Linked DNA regions of Homo sapiens: regions 2 and 3 are each linked to region 1. A link is an interaction called in ENCODE POLR2A ChIA-PET data of the cell type or tissue named here. Cell type or tissue: OCI-LY7. All regions are shown on one strand. Links, peaks and the distances in the headings refer to the core of each region. The heading gives the core; the rest is flanking DNA.

The links. ChIA-PET counts read pairs that join two places held together with the same protein. Peaks named below come from ENCODE experiments on the same cell type or tissue, not always from the same donor. Only the 100,000 strongest peaks of a DNase experiment are listed, where the experiment ranks them.
Region 2: POLR2A ChIA-PET joins it to region 1 with 6 read pairs; 7 of 35 experiments call an interaction of 5 or more read pairs at or near these places.
Region 3: POLR2A ChIA-PET joins it to region 1 with 8 read pairs; 2 of 35 experiments call an interaction of 5 or more read pairs at or near these places.

Annotation. Positions count from the first base shown.
Region 1 is chr19:10,371,028-10,376,027 of GRCh38, forward strand. The region is part of intron 3 of TYK2 (tyrosine kinase 2); the gene reads right to left. Among named protein-coding and RNA genes, the nearest start is that of TYK2, 7.0 kb to the right of the region's middle. In OCI-LY7, for the core only: no CTCF peak of the experiment used is centred there; a DNase peak (open chromatin) is centred at 2,884; H3K27ac peaks cover 1,155 bases.
Region 2 is chr19:10,221,856-10,227,581 of GRCh38, forward strand. S1PR2 (sphingosine-1-phosphate receptor 2) reads right to left here. Exons shown (of 2, transcript NM_004230.4): 2 at 1-3,092. The coding sequence starts at 3,050. The coding sequence ends at 1,989. Among named protein-coding and RNA genes, the nearest start is that of MIR4322, 5.7 kb to the right of the region's middle. In OCI-LY7, for the core only: no CTCF peak of the experiment used is centred there; DNase peaks (open chromatin) are centred at 536, 832 and 5,291; H3K4me3 peaks cover 2,750 bases; H3K27ac peaks cover 4,696 bases.
Region 3 is chr19:10,974,566-10,980,291 of GRCh38, forward strand. The region is part of intron 1 of SMARCA4 (SWI/SNF related BAF chromatin remodeling complex subunit ATPase 4); the gene reads left to right. Among named protein-coding and RNA genes, the nearest start is that of SMARCA4, 16 kb to the left of the region's middle. RefSeq lists an enhancer at 2,581-3,273. In OCI-LY7, for the core only: no CTCF peak of the experiment used is centred there; DNase peaks (open chromatin) are centred at 1,956, 2,566, 3,226 and 3,500; H3K4me3 peaks cover 3,856 bases; H3K27ac peaks cover 5,000 bases.

The DNA of each region.
Region 1 (5,000 bases), core at 1-5,000:
TGATCATGGCTCACTGCACCCTCGACTTACTGGGCTAAAGCAATCCTCCTGCCTCAGCCTCCCAAGGAGCTGGGACTACAGGCGCACGCCACCATGCCCAGCTGATTTTTGTAGTTTTTGTAGAGAAGGGGTCTCACCATGTTGTCCAGGCTGGTCTCAAACTCCTAGGCTCAAGTGATCCTCCCACCTCAGCCTCCTGAGTAGCTGGGAGGCTGAGCTACTCAGCCTCCAAAGTGCTGGGATTACAGGCATAAGCCAGTGTGCTCTGCCCTGAAGTAGTGTTTATAATTTTCATATCCTCTACAATCTAGCCTTAAATGTTATGAACTGTGGCTGGGCACAGTGGCTCACGCCTGTAATCCCAGCACTTTGGGAGGCTGAGGGAGGCGGATCACCTGAGGTCGGGAGTTCGAGACCAGCCTGACCAAAATGGAGAAACCCCGTCTCTACTAAAAATACAAAATTAGCTGGGCGTGGTGGCGCATGCCTGTAATCCCAGCTACTCGGGAGGCTGAGGCAGGAGAATTGAACCTGGGAGGTGGAGGTTGCGGTGAGCTGAGATCGTGCTATTGCACTCCAACCTGGGCAACAGGAGCGAAACTCTGTCTCAAAAAAAAAAAAGTTATGAACTGTAAATGTGTGGTATTATACTGCAGACGTCCCTCTGCAATGTGCTTTTTCAGGCTACGAGAGGTTATAAAGCTTCATGCAGAATGACATGAGTAATTCTGGTTAAATTCCTTCTCCCGGCTGCGCAGTAGTCCAGTATTCAACCAGATTGCAATTTACTTAGGCAGTCTCTTATTGAGGGACTTTGCAATGGTCTCCCCTTTTCCATATGATAAACAAGGCGGCTCTAAACATTCTCATAAGTGTCCCTGGGAGCACATGAGCTGACTGTTTATAGAGTGACTGTCACTGTCCAGGAGTGGAACTATATGGCCTCAGGGAAGATGTTTCTGAGTTTTTGTTTTTTTTTTTGAGACGGAGTCTCGATCTGTCGCCCAGGCTGGAGTGTGGTGGCTCAATCTCCGCTCACTGCAAGCTCTGCCTCCTGGGTTCACGCCATTCTCCTGCCTCAGCCTCCCGAGTAGCTGGGACTACAGGCGCCCGCCACCATGCCCAGCTAATTTTTTTGTATTTTTTTAGTAGAGACGGGGTTTCACCGTGTTAGCCAGGACGGTCGCAATCTCCTGACCTCATGATTCGCCCACCTCAGCCTCCCAAAGTGCTGGGATTACAGGCGTGAGCCACGGCGCCCGGCCTGGGTTTTTTTTTTTTTTTGAAGCAGGATCTTGCTCTGACATATAGGCTGGAATACAGTGGTGCAATCATGGCTCAGTGCAGCCATGACCTCCCTGGCTCAAGCAGTCCTCCTGCCTCAGTCTCCTGAGTAGCTGGGAAATACAGGAACACGCCACCACACACAGCTATATATATATATATATATATATATATTTTTTTTTTTTTTTTTTTTTTTGAGACAGCATCTTGCTCTGTCACCTAGGCTGAAGGGCAGTGGCATGATCACTGTAGCTTCAACCTCCCGGGCTCAAGTGATCCTCCCACCTCAGCCTCCTGAGTAGCTGGGACTACAGGTGCACACCAGCACACAGCACACCTGGCTAATTTTTTGTATTTTTAGTAGAGACGGGGTTTCGCGATGTTGCCCAGGCTGATCTTGAACTCCTGGGCTCAAGTGATCCTCCACGCTTAGCCTCCAAAACTGCTGGGATTGCAGGCGTGAGCCACTGCATCCAGCTTTGACTGTGTTATCAAATCACTCTCCAAAGTCACACCATGGAATTATACTGCCCCTCTGTGAAGGGAGGATACCTCCCTGTGAAACAATATATATTTTTTTTAGATGGAGTCACCCAGACTGGAGTGCAATGTTGCAATCTTGGTTCACCGCAACTTCTGCCTTTCAGGTTCAAGTCATTCTCCTGTCTCAGCCTCCTGAGTAGCTGGGACTACAGGCATGTGCCACCATGCCCAGCTAATTTTTTGTATTTTTTTTTTTTTTGGATAGAGTTTTTGCTCTTGTTGCCCAGGCTGGAGTGCAGTGGCGTGATCTCGGCTCACTGTAACCTCCACCCCCTGGGTTCAAGCGATTCTCCTGCCTCAGCCTCCTGAGTAGCTGGGATTACAGGCGCCCGCCACCACGCCCGGCTAATTTTTTGTATTTTCAGTAGAGATGGGGTTTCATCATGTTGACCAGACTGGTCTCCAACTCCTGACCTCAAGTGATCCACCCGCCTTGGCCTCCCTAAGCGCAAGGATTACAAGTGTGAGCTACGGCACCTGGCCAATGTTTCATATTTTTGTTTTTTGAGACCGAGTCTCTGTCACCCAGGCTGGAGTGCAGTGGTGCGATCTCGGCTCACTGCAACTCCGCCTCCCAGGTTTAAGTGATTCTCCTGCCTCAGCCTCCCAAGTAGCTGGGATGTGCGTCACCACGCCCAGCTAATTTTTATATTTTTAGTAGAGACGGGGTTTCACCATGTTGGCCATGCTGGTCTCAAACTCCTAACCTCAAGTGATCTGCCCGCCTCAGCCTCCCAAAGTGCTGGGATTACAGGCGTGACCCACTGTGCCTGGCTTGAGACAACTTCTTAAAGAACCAGTCAAAAATAAAAAATAAAAATAAAAGAACTAGTCAGACTGCTTCACTCTCTGGCTTAAACCTTCCATGGCTCCCCATTGCTCCCGGAGAATGCCCAACCCCTTGACCCTTGATTCTGAGTACCCCCACCCTGGCTTTTGCCTGCTATGCCCCAATTTCAATTGTTACTTCCCCTTCCAAACTCTCAAAATTGATACCCCAGTCACCCTGAAGGTCTTTCGCTTCCTCAAACAGATCAAGCTCTCCGGGCCTCCATGCATGCTGTTCCCTCTGCTGAGCGTGTTTCACATCACCCGCACACCTGTCTGAATCCTTTAATAATCAGTCATGGGGGCGGGCACAGTGGCTCACACCTGTAATCCCAGCACTTTGGGAGGCTGAGGTGGGCGGATCACGAGGTCAGGAGATCGAGACCATCCTGGCTAGCACAGTGAAACCCTGTCTCTACTAAAAATACAAAAAATTAGCCAGGCGTGGTGGTGGGTGCCTATAGTCCCAGCTCCTCGGGAGGCTGAGGCAGGAGAATGGCGTGAACCCGGAAGGCGGAGCTTGCAGTGAGCTGAGATCGCGCCACTGCACTCCAGCCTGGGCGACAGAGCGAGACTCTGTCTCAAACAACACAACAAAACAAAACAAAGAATCAGCCATGGCCAGGCTCGAGGGTGCACACTTGTAATCCCAACACTTTGGGAGTCTGAGGCAGGTGGATCACTTGAGGTCAGGAGTTCGAGACCAGCCTGGCCAACATGGTGAAACCCCCGTCTCTACTGAAAATACAAAAATTAGCCAGGTGTGGTGGTGGGCGCCTGTAATCCCAGCTACTCAGGAGGCTGAGGCAGGAGAATCACTTGAACCCGGGAGGCGGAGGTTGCAGTGAGCCGAGATCACACCACTGCACTCCAGCCTGGGTGACAGAGCGAGACTCCGTCTCAAAAAAAAAAAAAAAAAAAAAAGCCGGGCACGGTGGCTCACACCTGTCATCCCAGCACTTTGAGAGGCCGAGGCAGGGGGAACAGCATGCATGTTCAAGACCAGCCTGACCAACATGGTGAAACCCCGTCTCTACTAAAAATACAAAAATTAGCTGGGCGTGGTGGCAGGCGCCTGTAATCCCAGCTACTCAGGAGGCTGAGGCAGGAGGATCGCTAGAACCCGGGAGGCGGAGGTTGCAGTGAGCCAAGATTGTGCCATTGCACTCCAGCTTTGAGGACTGAGCGAGACTTCGTTTCAAAAAAAAAAAAAAAATCAGTCATGGCCAGGCGCGATGGCTCATGCCTCCCAACACTTTGGGAAGCCAAGGCGGGTGGATGGCTTGAGCCCAGGAGTTTGAGACCAGCATGAGGCAACATGCAAAAAATACAAAAATTATCCGGGTGTGGTGACATGTGCCTGTAGCCCCAGCTATTTGGGAGACTGAGGCAGGAAAATCACTTGAGCCTGGGCAGTTAGAGGCTGCAATGCGTCATGATTGCACCACTGCATTTCAGCCTGGGCAAGAGAGAGACTGTCTCTACGAAAGAAAAAAAAAAAAAGACTCAGCCATCAATGGGGAAGTAGGAAGTGTTATAAAAATTGATTACAATGCCCCCATCCAGTCATGGAAAGCTGGGAATGGGGGAGGTAAGAGGAGTTTCTGGAGGAAGGTATATGTAACCAAAGCCGCCTTAGAAAGGCCTTTCCTTGGTTGGGCATGGTGGCTCACGCCTGTAATCCCAGCACTTTGGGAGGCTGAGGCAGGTGGATCACTTGAGGTCAGAAGTTCGAGACCAGCCTGGCCAACATGGCAAAACTCCAGCTCTACTAAAAATATAAAAACTAGCCGGGCGTGGGGTGTGCACCTGTAATTCCAGCTACTCAGGCGGCTGAGGCAGGAGAATGGCTTGAACCTGGGACATGGAGGTTGCAGTGAGCTGAGGTCACACCACTGCACTCCAGCCTGGGTGACAGAGTGAGACCCTATGTCATTAAAAAAAGAAAATTGGGCCGGGCATGGTGGCTCACACCTGTAATCCCAGCACTTTGGAGGGCCGAGGCGGGCAGATCACGAGGTCAGGAGATCAAGACCATCCTGGCTAACACGGTGAAACCCCACCTCTACTAAAAATACAAAAAAAAAAAAAAAATCTAGCCGGGCATGGTGGCACACACCTGTAGTCCCAGCTACTCGGGAGGCTGAGGCCGGAGAATCGCTTGAACCCGGGAGGCGGAGGTTGCAGTTAGCTGAGATTGCGCCATTGCACTTCAGCCTGGGACAGAGCGAGACTCCATCTCAAAAAAAAGAAAAAAAGAAAGACTGTAGTAGATATATTTGGAAGTGCAATTTCCTGTGCAGGAGGAGGGAAAGCCTTTCTTTCTTTTTTTTTTTTTTTTTTCT
Region 2 (5,726 bases), core at 385-5,384, 150 kb before region 1:
TCCATTATCCACAGGTTTTTGTGAAGTCCTTCTGGGGGGTTAGGGGAGAGTGTCCCCAGGAAATGTCCCTAGCCACTGCCACCCCCATGCTCCATTCTATATAACTTGAAAGAAGAAGGCCGGGCACAGTGGCTCACGCCTGTAATCCCAGCAATTGGGGAGGCCGAGGCGGGCGGATCACTTGAGGTCAGGAGTTTGAGACCAGCCTGGCCAACGTAGTGAAACCCTGTCTCTACTAAAAATACAAAAATTAGCCAGACATGGTGGCAGGTGCCTGTAGTCCCAGCTACTCGAGAGGCTGAAGCAGGAGAATCGCTTGAACCCGGGAGGTGGAGGTGGCAGTGAACGGAGATTGAACCACTGCCACCTCAGCCTGGGTGACACAGTGAGACTCCATCTCAAAAACAAAACAAAAATCTTGAAACTGTCTCAAAAAAAAAATCTTGAAAGAAGACACAGCGGGGTTCTTGAAAGAAGACACAGAGAAGGCTCAAGGCTTCTCTCTGCCTTGCTCAGGAGACCTGGTACCTTAGCTGGGGCTGCAGGTGTGGAGCTGAGAATAGCTTGGGGGGTGGCTGTTTTTGAAAGGAGGGTGTCTGTGCAAATATCACACCCAGAATTTTCTCAAGTTGCGCCTTGCATCAAGAGTCCCAAAGTCCTCCCCAGCCACCCAAACTCGTTTTTCTCACTTTTGGTGATTATTCTGTGCCCCAAATAGTGCAACTGAGCAATGAGGTCTGAGAATGAGGAATGGACCTCAGCCGCCATCCCCTCCCCACCTCCAGCCGTGGTTTCCGGGCCTCAGAGAGACGGGGAGAAGTCGTCAAGTGGCAGCTGATGAAATTTGGGGAAGCTGTGGATTTGGGCTCTGGATGGTCAGAGAGGAGGCCTCTAGCTCCTCAGGACAGTGGTTCTGTAGTCGCACGAAGTTGCCCAGAGAAGGTGGCAGGAGGAATACATTCGAAAAGGAGAAATCGGTGCAGGACTAGGGGCCAGGGAAGAAAATGCAGAAATTCTTTGTACCGCCAGGTGAGGTGGCTTACGCCTGTAATCCCACACTTTGGGAGGCCAACACGGGCGGATCATGAGGTCAGGAGTTCGAGACCAGCCTGGCCAACATGGTGAAACCCCGTCTCTACTAAAAATACAAAAAAAAAAAAAATTACCTGGGCGTGGTGGTAGGCACCTGTAATCCCAGCTACTCAGGAGGCTCAGGCTGGAGAATCGCTTGAACCTGGGAGGTGGAGGTTGCAGTGAGCTGAGACCGTACCACTGCACTCTCCAGCCTGGGCAACAGAGCGAGACTTCATCTCAAAAAAAAAAAAAAAAAAAAAAAAAAAAAAAAAAAAAGCCGGGCACGGTGGCTCACGCCTGTAATCCCAGCACTTTGGGAGGCCGAGGCGGGCGGATCACGAGGTCAGGAGATCAAGACCATCCTGGCTAACACGGTGAAACCCCATCTCTACTAAAGGTACAAAAAATTAGCCAGGTGTGGTGGCAGGCGCCTATAGTCCCAGCTACTTGGGAGGCTGAGGCAGGAGAACGACATGAACCCAGGAGGCGGAGCTTGCGGTGAGCCGAGATCACGCCACTGCACTCCAGCCTGGGCAGCAGTGCAAGATTCCGTCTCAAAAAAAAAAAAAAATCCTTTGTACCAGGTGGTAAAGTGCTCCTGCCCTGAGCTCCCCTTAAATGCTGCCTGCCCTCACCCTGGCTCTTCACAGGTCCCCTGCCCTGGCCTCCCCAGGATCCAGTTCTAAAGGGGTCACACTAGCCACTGGACTGGCCCTCAGGACCGCACTGCAACACTGCTATGTGACTAGTCAGTGCCTTATCTGGCCTTTCCAGGTGTGAAATATTTGCAACATCACCCAGGTCTGTGGGGCGGGGGCATCTGGCTCAGTAGCCCCAAGTCTCTATCTGGGGTCACCCAGTGGCCTCTCCATGAACCCCTCTGCCCTGGCCTGGTTGTTGGTCCACCCCCACCCTCAGACCACCGTGTTGCCCTCCAGAAACGTGGGTGACGTGGGCATGTGCATGCCCCTCTCCAGGGAGCTGGAGCTGCGGAGTGGCAGGAGGTGGTGGCCCGGGGTCCCGCCCCGCCTCCGTCCTTGCACCCCCACCCCCGGCCTCCAGCACTGCAGCGGCCGAAGCACCTCCCGCCGCAGGTCCCGGCTGCGCCACGTGTAGATGACGGGGTTGAGCAGGGAATTCAGGGTGGAGACGGCGAAAAAGTAGTGGGCTTTGTAGAGGATCGGGCAGGAGTGGACGGGACAGGCATAGTCCAGAAGGAGGATGCTGAAGGCGGGCAGCCAGCAGACGATAAAGACGCCTAGCACGATGGTGACCGTCTTGAGCAGGGCTAGCGTCTGCGGGGCGGCCATGTCAGCGTGGCTTGAGCGGACCACGCAGTAGATGCGCACGTACAGGGCCACGATGGCCAACAGGATGATGGAGAAGATGGTCACCACGCACAGCACATAATGCTTGGCGTAGAGAGGCAGGACAGTGGAGCAGGCCTCGAGGTGGCCCAGGCAGTTCCAGCCAAGGATGGGCAGGCCACCGAGGACCAGCGAGATGAGCCACGAGGCCCCGATGAGCAGAAGCATGCGGCAGCTCTTGTCGCTGCCATACAGCTTGACCTTGGCAATGGCCACGTGGCGCTCAATGGCGATGGCCAGGAGGCTGAAGACAGAGGCCGAGAGCGTGATGAAGGCAGAGCCCTCCCGGGCAAACCACTGCACAGGCGTCAGCCTCAGCGTGACAGAGCCAGAGAGCAAGGTATTGGCTACGAAGGCCACGCCTGCCAGTAGATCGGAGGCGGCCAGGTTGCCCAGAAACAGGTACATTGCCGAGTGGAACTTGCTGTTTCGGGCCACCGCAATGAGCACCAGAAGGTTTTCCACCACAATGGCGCAACAGAGGATGACGATGAAGGCCGAGGCCACCTGGCGGGAGGTCGTCTCCTGCGTTTCCAGCGTCTCCTTGGTATAATTATAGTGTTCCTGGACCTTGTTGGGGTTCAGGTACTCCGAGTACAAGCTGCCCATGGTGGGGCTCAGAGGCCTGCTGGGGCCATGGGGCTTTCAGAACTGCAGAGAAGACAGACAGACAGACAGACAATAGGTCAGAGCTGTGGCTGCTACCTGGGCTCTGGCCTCGGATGGGCTGAGATTCAATTTCCTGCTCTGTTACTCTTCGAGGAAGGGCCACATGAATTCAGAATCATCATCATCCCCACTTACAGACGGGAAACCCAGAGAGATTAATTCACTTTCCTAAAGTCTCAAATTTAACCAGCGGCAGGGCCAGAGAGACTGGCTCTGCGGCCTCTATAAGCCCTAGGCTACGCTCTTTCTTATTTATTTTATTTATCTATATTTTAAAGACAAGGTCTTGCTCTGTCATTCAGGCTGGAGTGCAGTGGCGCAATCATAGCTCCCTGCAGCCTTGAACTCCTGGGCTCAAGTGATCCTCCCACCTCAGCCTCCCACCTCAGCTTCAGCTACAAGCACATGCCACCACGCCTGGCTAATTTTTTTTTTTTTTTTTTTTTTTTGAGATGGAGTCTCCCTCTGTTGCCAAGGCTGGAGTGCTGCGGCACGGTCTTGGCTCACTGCAACCTCCTCCTCCTGGGTTCAAGTGATTCTCCTGCCTCAGCTTCCTGAGTAGCTGGGATTACGGGCACCTGCCACCAGGCCCAGCTAATTTTTTTTTTATTTTTAGTAGAGACAGGGTTTCACCATGTTGGCCAGCATGGTCTCGAACTTCTGACCTCATGATCCGCCTGCCTCGGCCTCTCAAAGCGCTGGGATTACCAGTGTGAGCCACCGGGCCCAGCCGCCTGGCTAGTTTTTTTGTTTTTTAGAGATTGGGTCTCACTGTGTTGTCCAGGCTGGTCCTGAACTCCTGGCTTCAAGCAATTCTCCTCGGCCTCTCAAAGCAATGAGATTACAGGTATGAACCATGACATCTTGCCTCTTTTAATTTTCATTATTATTTTCTAGAGATAGGGTCTTGCTCTGTCACCCAGGCTGGAGTGCAGTGGCATGATCATAGCTCACAGTTGTCTCTACTCCTGGGCTCAAGTGATCCTCCTGCCTCAGTCTCCTGAGTAGCTACACGCTTTCAAAGGGAAAGAAGCTCCCCCAAATGGCATGAAAAATATAATGTGGACTTCCAGAAACCTTGCCCACCTACCCAGAGAGCAAGCCCTAGGCAGGTCCTGGAGGGTTTGTCTCTTTTCTGGAACACACAGGCGCCTGCGCCCTCATGCTGACCTGGGTCAGGGAGAGTCTCACCACTGATAGCTCCGTGCCCTGCTCATTCATTACCACCCACTAACGCTGGATTTCAGGCTGGGTCTAAGCCTTGAGGCCACGGGTGCTCCCAAGATAAGGTCTTGGGGAGACACCAGGGCGGCCCTGAGATTCAAACATCCCAGAGGTCACACCATCTTCAAGGACACAGACCTTGAAGGCAATCCAGAATTTGCTCCCATTCCACCTCTGAAACACTGGGCAAGTCCCTAGACGCTGTCTCAGCCTGAACCTCCTTATCTGTGCAATAGAGAGAAGAAAGCCCACTTCATGGGGGTGATGGGAAAATCCTTTTAAATGACGCATGAGGCACGTTTAGCTCATAGTAAGCACTCAACAAATACTGCCAAATGTTATTAGCTCCCCTCTTTCCTCCAGTCCTTTGGGAAGGGAAGGGATGTAAGCCAACCAGACGAGATCTCCAACAGCCTGTTCTCATCAGCACCATCTAGCTCTGCCCTGGGACAGAAGGTCCTGCCGGGATGGGCAGGGCGCTGGCACCCCCTCCCCAGCCAGGATGAAATCCAGATGTGAGGCCCCTGGAACAAACAGGGTGGAGTCCTCACTCTGCAGTCACATCCGGTGTGAGGAAGGCGGGATGTAGGGGGAGTCAGGATGGGAGAGACCCCATCTGGGAGGTCCTGGCTGGGAGGATGGGGCAGCTTTGCTGAAGTCATGTGAGCCGTGAAGGGGTGTGCAGCCCCGCCGGGAGGGGGTAAGGCATTTGTTCCATGAAAACCTGAGTCACCCCCCCAACCCCCTCCCATCCCTCCCCTCCACCCTCTTCCATCCCTCCCTCTACCCCCTCCCATCCCCCCCCATCGCCACCCACCAAGGAAAACTGAGCCGTGGTGGGAGGGGGCGGGGAGAGGCGCTCCTCGGCAGAGAGGATGAGAGGCAGACACCATGGCCTTCCCCCAGCTTGGGGGTAGGGTTAGGGGTTGTCAGAGGCGCCAGTGCAGTGTATGCCTTTCATGAAGGGAGAGGAAGTTCCAGCCTTAGCTAAATGGGAGGGAGGGGGGAGAGTAGGGGGAGTCCTCCTCAGGTCCCTAGAAACACGTCTGGCAAGGACTGTGTGCACCGTTCCAGAAAAGTCTGGTTAGGCCAGTTCTCCTGAGCCCAGGAGTGATGGAGGTTTCCGGAGTCACCCAGCCATCTCAGTCCCTGGCCGCCCCCTCCAAGGGGCATCCTGGCCCCTGGCTGGATAGAGGCAGCTGCTCCCCCAGGGCGGAGGGACATCCGTCCTAGTTTGGGAACAGACAAGGGCTTGTGCACGTCCCCGGGGACTGCTGCCCCTCCCAGATAGCCACACAGAGGCCCCTTGTTCCCTTGCTGGACGCAGCCCCGGGCATCTTGATGCCCTCTGCACGCTGCAGCCAGTCCCAGGCAGGCTTGGGCCCAGGCTGC
Region 3 (5,726 bases), core at 363-5,362, 600 kb after region 1:
TAAGTTCCTCATCACATGCCATCAGAGAGAGCTACTGGCTGTGCTGACAGCGGTTTGTGCATGTTTTCTTTGGGGTAATTTCTATGCATGGATTAACATGCATATATATATATATATATATATATTTTTTTTTTTTTTTTTTTTTTTTTTTTTTTTTTTGAGACAGAGTCTTGCTCTATTGCCTGGGCTAGAGAGCTGTGGTGCGATCTTGGCTCACCGCAACCTCTGGCTGCTGGGTTCAAGTGATTCTCCTGCCTCTGCCTCCCAAGTAGCTGTGATTACAGGTGCCCACCACCACGCCTAGCTAACTTTTGTGTTTTTGTAGAGATGGGGTTTCACCACGTTTGCCAGGCTGGTCTCGATCTCAGGTGATCCGCTCGCCTCAGCTTCCGACAGTGCTGGGATTACAGCTGTGAGACACCATGCCCAGCCATATGCATATATAGTTATTCTTTTTTTTTTTTTTTTTTTTTTGAGACAGGGTCTCTGTCGCTCAGGATGGAGTGCAGTGGCGTGATCTTGGCTCACTGCAACCTCCGTTTCCTGGTTCAAGTGATTATCGTGCCTCAGCCTCCTGAGTAGCTGGGACTACAGGCATGCACCATTACCCCTGGCTGACTTTTGTATTTTTACTAGAGATGGGATTCTGCTATGTTGGCCAGGCTGGTCCCGAACTCTTGGCCTCAGGTGATCTGCCTTCCTTGGCCTCCAAAGTGCTGGGATTATAGGCATTAACACCATATCCAACCTTACTTTTTTTTTTTTTTTTTTGAGTGTTTCTCTGTTGCCAGGCTGGAGTGCAGTGGCGCGATCTTGGCTCACTGCAACCTCCACCTCCCGGGTTCAAGCGATTCTCTTGCCTCAGCTTCCCGAATAGCTGGGACTACAGGCCAGCTCCACCACGCCCAGCTAATTTTTGTATTTTAGTAGAGATAGGGTTTCACCATGTTGGCCAGGGTGGTCTCAAACTCCTGACCTTGTGATCCGCCCACCTTGGCCTCGCAAAGTGCTGGAATTGTAGGCGTGAGCCACCACGCCCAGCCTCTCAATTCTTTTTTGATGTGCCAAGACTTCTGCAGCGTGGGTTGTGTGGGGGTTCTGATTGCTGGGCAATTGAGGAGCTTCTCAAGAAATTGAGGCAATATGGCCACACCACTTCTAGACCCTTTGGCCCAGGGAAAGGGTTAACCTCCTGGACTTTTAACTGAGTGTTTTACATCTTAGCTTTTAGATTCTTGTGCCAGAGTAGTTTCACTTCCGGTCATTCCTTCTGGCTGCTGGCCTGGATTCCCAGGCTCTGTTTTCTCCTTGTGGAGGCCCCGGCAGCACCCGATCCAAGGGCCGCACACATCTGGATTTGGCTTCCACACGCTGTACTAACTATTCTTGCCCTTTTGGCCCCTGAATCCCCTCATCCTTTGCTTTTTCCACCTGAGTAGGTGTGGCCTCCTGGTCTGCAATGGATTTCATTGCTGCGTGAATTTCCCCTGCTAGTGACTTATCATTGAGGGCCCCATTGCAGGACTCTAAGCGGCACCGTGTAAGACACCTTAGGGACGACCTTTGGCCACCCCAGGACTTTGCTGAAAATGCCAAATCCTTCGTTTCCTGTATAGAAGGGCAGGGATGATTGGCGATGGGGTAAGAAGGGGTAGAGAGAGAGGTGTTCCTTGTCCTTAGACACCTTTCCTGGCCGTGCTCGTTTGGCCTTCCCGTGTAGACATCTCGCCGGAGCAAGGTGCACCCAGCCCCACACCCCATCCAGCTTCTACAGGGCTGGCCTCACCCCAGCCCTTCAGGGAGGGTGAGCTGGCCAGGAGGAGGTTGAGGGCTGAGAACAACACCATGCTTATGGCTGTGGGAGCAAGGAGGGATAAGAGATGTTTGTGGGTCAGGCACTGTGGCTTGGGCTAGGTGCGGTGGCTCATGCCTGTAGTCCTAGCACTTTCGGAGGTTGAGGTGGGCGGATCACTTGAGCCCAGGTGTTTGAGACCAGCCTGGGCAACACGGCGAGACCTCATTTCTATAAAGAAATACAAAAATTAGCTGGGCATAGTGGCATGAGCCTGTAGTCCCAGCTACTCGGGAAGTTGAGATGGGAGGATCACTTGAGCCCAGAAGTTCAAGGCTGTGAGCTGTGATGGCGCCACTGCATTCCAGCCTGGGAGACAGAGCGAGACCCTGTCTCAAAAAAAAAAAAAAAATTGGGCCGGGCGTGGTGCCTCTCATCTGTAATCCTAGCACTTTGGGAGGCCGAGGCAGGCGGATTGCCTGAGCTCAGGAGTTTGAGACCAGCCTGGGCAACATGGCAAAAACCCTGTCTCTACTAAAATACAAAAAAATTAGCCAGGTTCGGCAGTGTGCGCCTGTAGTCCCAGCTACTCGGGAGGCTGAGGCAGGAGAATCGCTTGAACCTAGGAGGCGGAGGTTGCAGTGAGCCAAGGTCGCACCACTGCGCTAAGCCTGGGTGACAGAGCGAGACTCTGTCTCCAAAACAAATAAATAAACAAATAACAAGAACAAAATTCTTGGCAGCCGGCCAAATCTGTGTGCATTGCTTGCCAGGGTGGGCGTGTCATGGCTGACAGCAGGTCCTGGATCGCACCTAGGGGTTTGCTGCTCTCCAGCCAGCTGCTTCTACCTGATGCGCGCCCAAGAGGGGAAGCCAGTCTGTTGTTCCTGAGCATTGCGGGGCAGGAGTGTTACCTGCGGTTTGTGCTGGGGGGAGGCTGCGTTACGGACTCGAGTTTTTTTTTGTTTTGTTTTTGTTTTTTTTGAGATGAACTCTTGCTCTGTTGCCCAGGCTGGAGTGCAGTGGTGTGATCTCGGCTCACTGCAGCCTCTGCCTCTCGGGTTCAATCAATTCTCCTGCCCCAGCCTCCCGAGTAGCTGGCATTACAGGCATGCACCACCATACCCAGCTACTTTTTGTTTTTTAAGTAGATACGGGGTTTCACCAAGTCGGCCAGGCTGGTGTTGAACTTCTCACCTCAAGTGACCCGCCCGCCTCGGCCTCCCAAAGTGCTGGGATTACAGGCATGGGCCACCATGCCCAGCCCATGACTCAGTTTTCTCATTTCTGTTCAGGGAAAGGAGCCTCTGCTTCACATTTTGATGGGAGCATCTGAGGACCTCATCTGTGTGATGCTCCTAGTGCGATACCTTTCACGTGCTAAGCAGCTGCTCAGTAAACCTGGGGAGAGATGGGGCACCTTGGTTTCACCAGCTGAGCGGCTGGCACTTCCTGCCTGTGAGTGATGGTTCGATGTTCCAGCCTGTGGAGGAGGAGGTGGAGCCACAGGGAGGTTACCCGTGAGGCAGGTGGCACCGTGGCTTCACAGTCCATGTTCAGAGTGTGGGATGCATGGCAGTGAGTTCCACTGTGGCCTTGGCCTTGTGACCTGAACTCTTCCACTTCCCTGTCATCTGTCAGCTGGCCAGCAGGACCACTGTAGTCCCTGTGTGGTGGTGAGGGCCCAGTGCGGGGAGTCTCAGTTGTTACCATCAAGTAGGCTGAGGCCCCTACCTCCTGGCTAGATCTTCCTTCCTTGCCATTTCTTTGTGACTGAGACATCCTCAGCAGTTGTAAATCACAGGGAGGTGAAGGCAAGCCACAGTCCCCGCTGGATTTGCAAATATCCCTTCCCTTCCTCTGTCAGCATGACCTTACGGTAGACGAGGATTTCTTAAATAGGACCCCAGAAATGTTAAACCTCAAAGACCAAACTTGATGAACTGGCCTTCATTAGAATTAAGAGCTTCTCTCTCTTTTTTTCTGTTTGTTGAGATGGAGGTTTACTCTTATTGCCCAGGCTGGAGTGCAATGATGTAATCTCGGCTTCACTGCAACTTCCACCTACCGGGTTCAAGTGATTCTCCTGCCTCAGCCTCCTAAGTAGCTGGGATTATAGGCATGCACCCACCACGCCTGGCTAATTTTTGTATTTTTAGTAGAGACGGGTTTTACCATTTTGGTCAGGCTGGTCTCGAACTCCTGACCTCTGCTTGCCTCGGCCTCCCAAAGTGCTGGGATTACAGGTATGAGCCATCACGCCCGGCCGATACTTTCTACTTTTTAAAAGTGGATACCGGCCACATATGTGGTGGCTCGTGCCTGTAATCCCAGCACTTCTGGAGGCTGATGCAGGTGGATCAGGAGTTCAAGACCAGCCTGGCCAACATGGCGAAACCCCGTCTCTACTAAAAATACAAAAAATATATATATATATATATTTTAGCCAGGTATAGTGGTGCGTGCCTGTAATCCCAGCTACTCGGGAAGCTGAGGCACGATAATCGCTTGAACCTAGGAGGCGGAGGTTGCAGTGAGCCGAGATCACGCCACTGCACTCCAGCTTGGGTGATGGAGCAAGACTCTGTCTCTAAATAAATAAATAAATAGATAGATAGATATCTCAATAGCCAGTAAGCATACAGAAAGGTGCTCCGTGCCATTAGTTGTGAGGGACATGCAAATGAAGACCATAAGAAGATGCGATTGGACATTGGCAACATTGTTAAAAGTTGTAAGGACTGACAGCAGCAAGTGTTGGGGTTGATGAAGAGCACCTGGAATGCTGTCCCTGTGTGGGAGGTGGGACCGTGTGTGTAGATGATACAACTATTTTGGAAAACTAGCAAAGCTAAGTTTATGCCTCCCTTTATAACCACCAGTTTCATTCTTGGACACCCAAGAAGAACCAATGCATGTGTTCACCAAATGACTCTCATAGCAGCTTGATTTGTGCTGGCCAGAACCTGGTAGAGTACAATGTCTATGAAAATGAGAATGCTCACATAAAAAGAACGGATGACTCTCCCAGACATGGTGACCCTGTGTGATTGTCTTTTTTTTTTTTTTTTGAGACAGGGTCTTTCTCTGTTGCCCACGATCATGGCTCACTGCAGCCTTGACCTCCTGGGCTCAAACAGTTCTCCCTACTCAGCCTCCTGAGTATAAGCTAATTTAAAAAAAAAAACTTGTAGAGACAGGGTCTTGCTATGTTGCCTAGGCTGGTCTTGAATTCCTGGACTCAAGCGATCCTTCTGCCTTGGCCTCCCAAAGTGCTGGGATTATAGGTATGACCCACTGCCCCCAACATTATATTATTTATATGTTACATATATTATATGTTATAAGTATATATTGTATATTATATAATATATGTATTATAGACGTGACCCACCACACCCGTCATTTTATTGGAAGTTCAATAACAGGTGAAAGGAAGCCACAGTGATAGTCAAAATAGTGGTTTCCCTGGGAGAGTGGTATTGACTGGGGGGGCCCAAGAATGCCTTCTGGAACGTCAGGAGGGATGTCTGACGCAGTGTTCTTCAAGCTGTTCACCTATGATCCTGCGATCAGGGCATGTACAAGTCAGTGAGAGTAAGCAGAATCACACGCTGCTCCCCTCAGTACTGAGCTGAGGACGTGGAGTCGCTCCACGGCTCTCCACTTTGTGCTGCAAGTCGGCCAGTGCTTGTTCAAGTGCAGGCACCAGCAACCTCATCACAGGCTTTGGCACTGGGCGATACTGCTGGGGATGGCTTTGCATCACTCCCGGGCTGTTGGGATCCCCTTTACTGTCACTCTGCACGTGTCTGAGCTTTCAATCCGGAAATGAATTTGCGGATGCTGGTGGCACCCGCGTTCCTGTTTCACTGCAGCCTGACTCTAGAGGCAGCATTTTCAGGAGGAGAGGCCATTCTAACAAGCCTCTGTG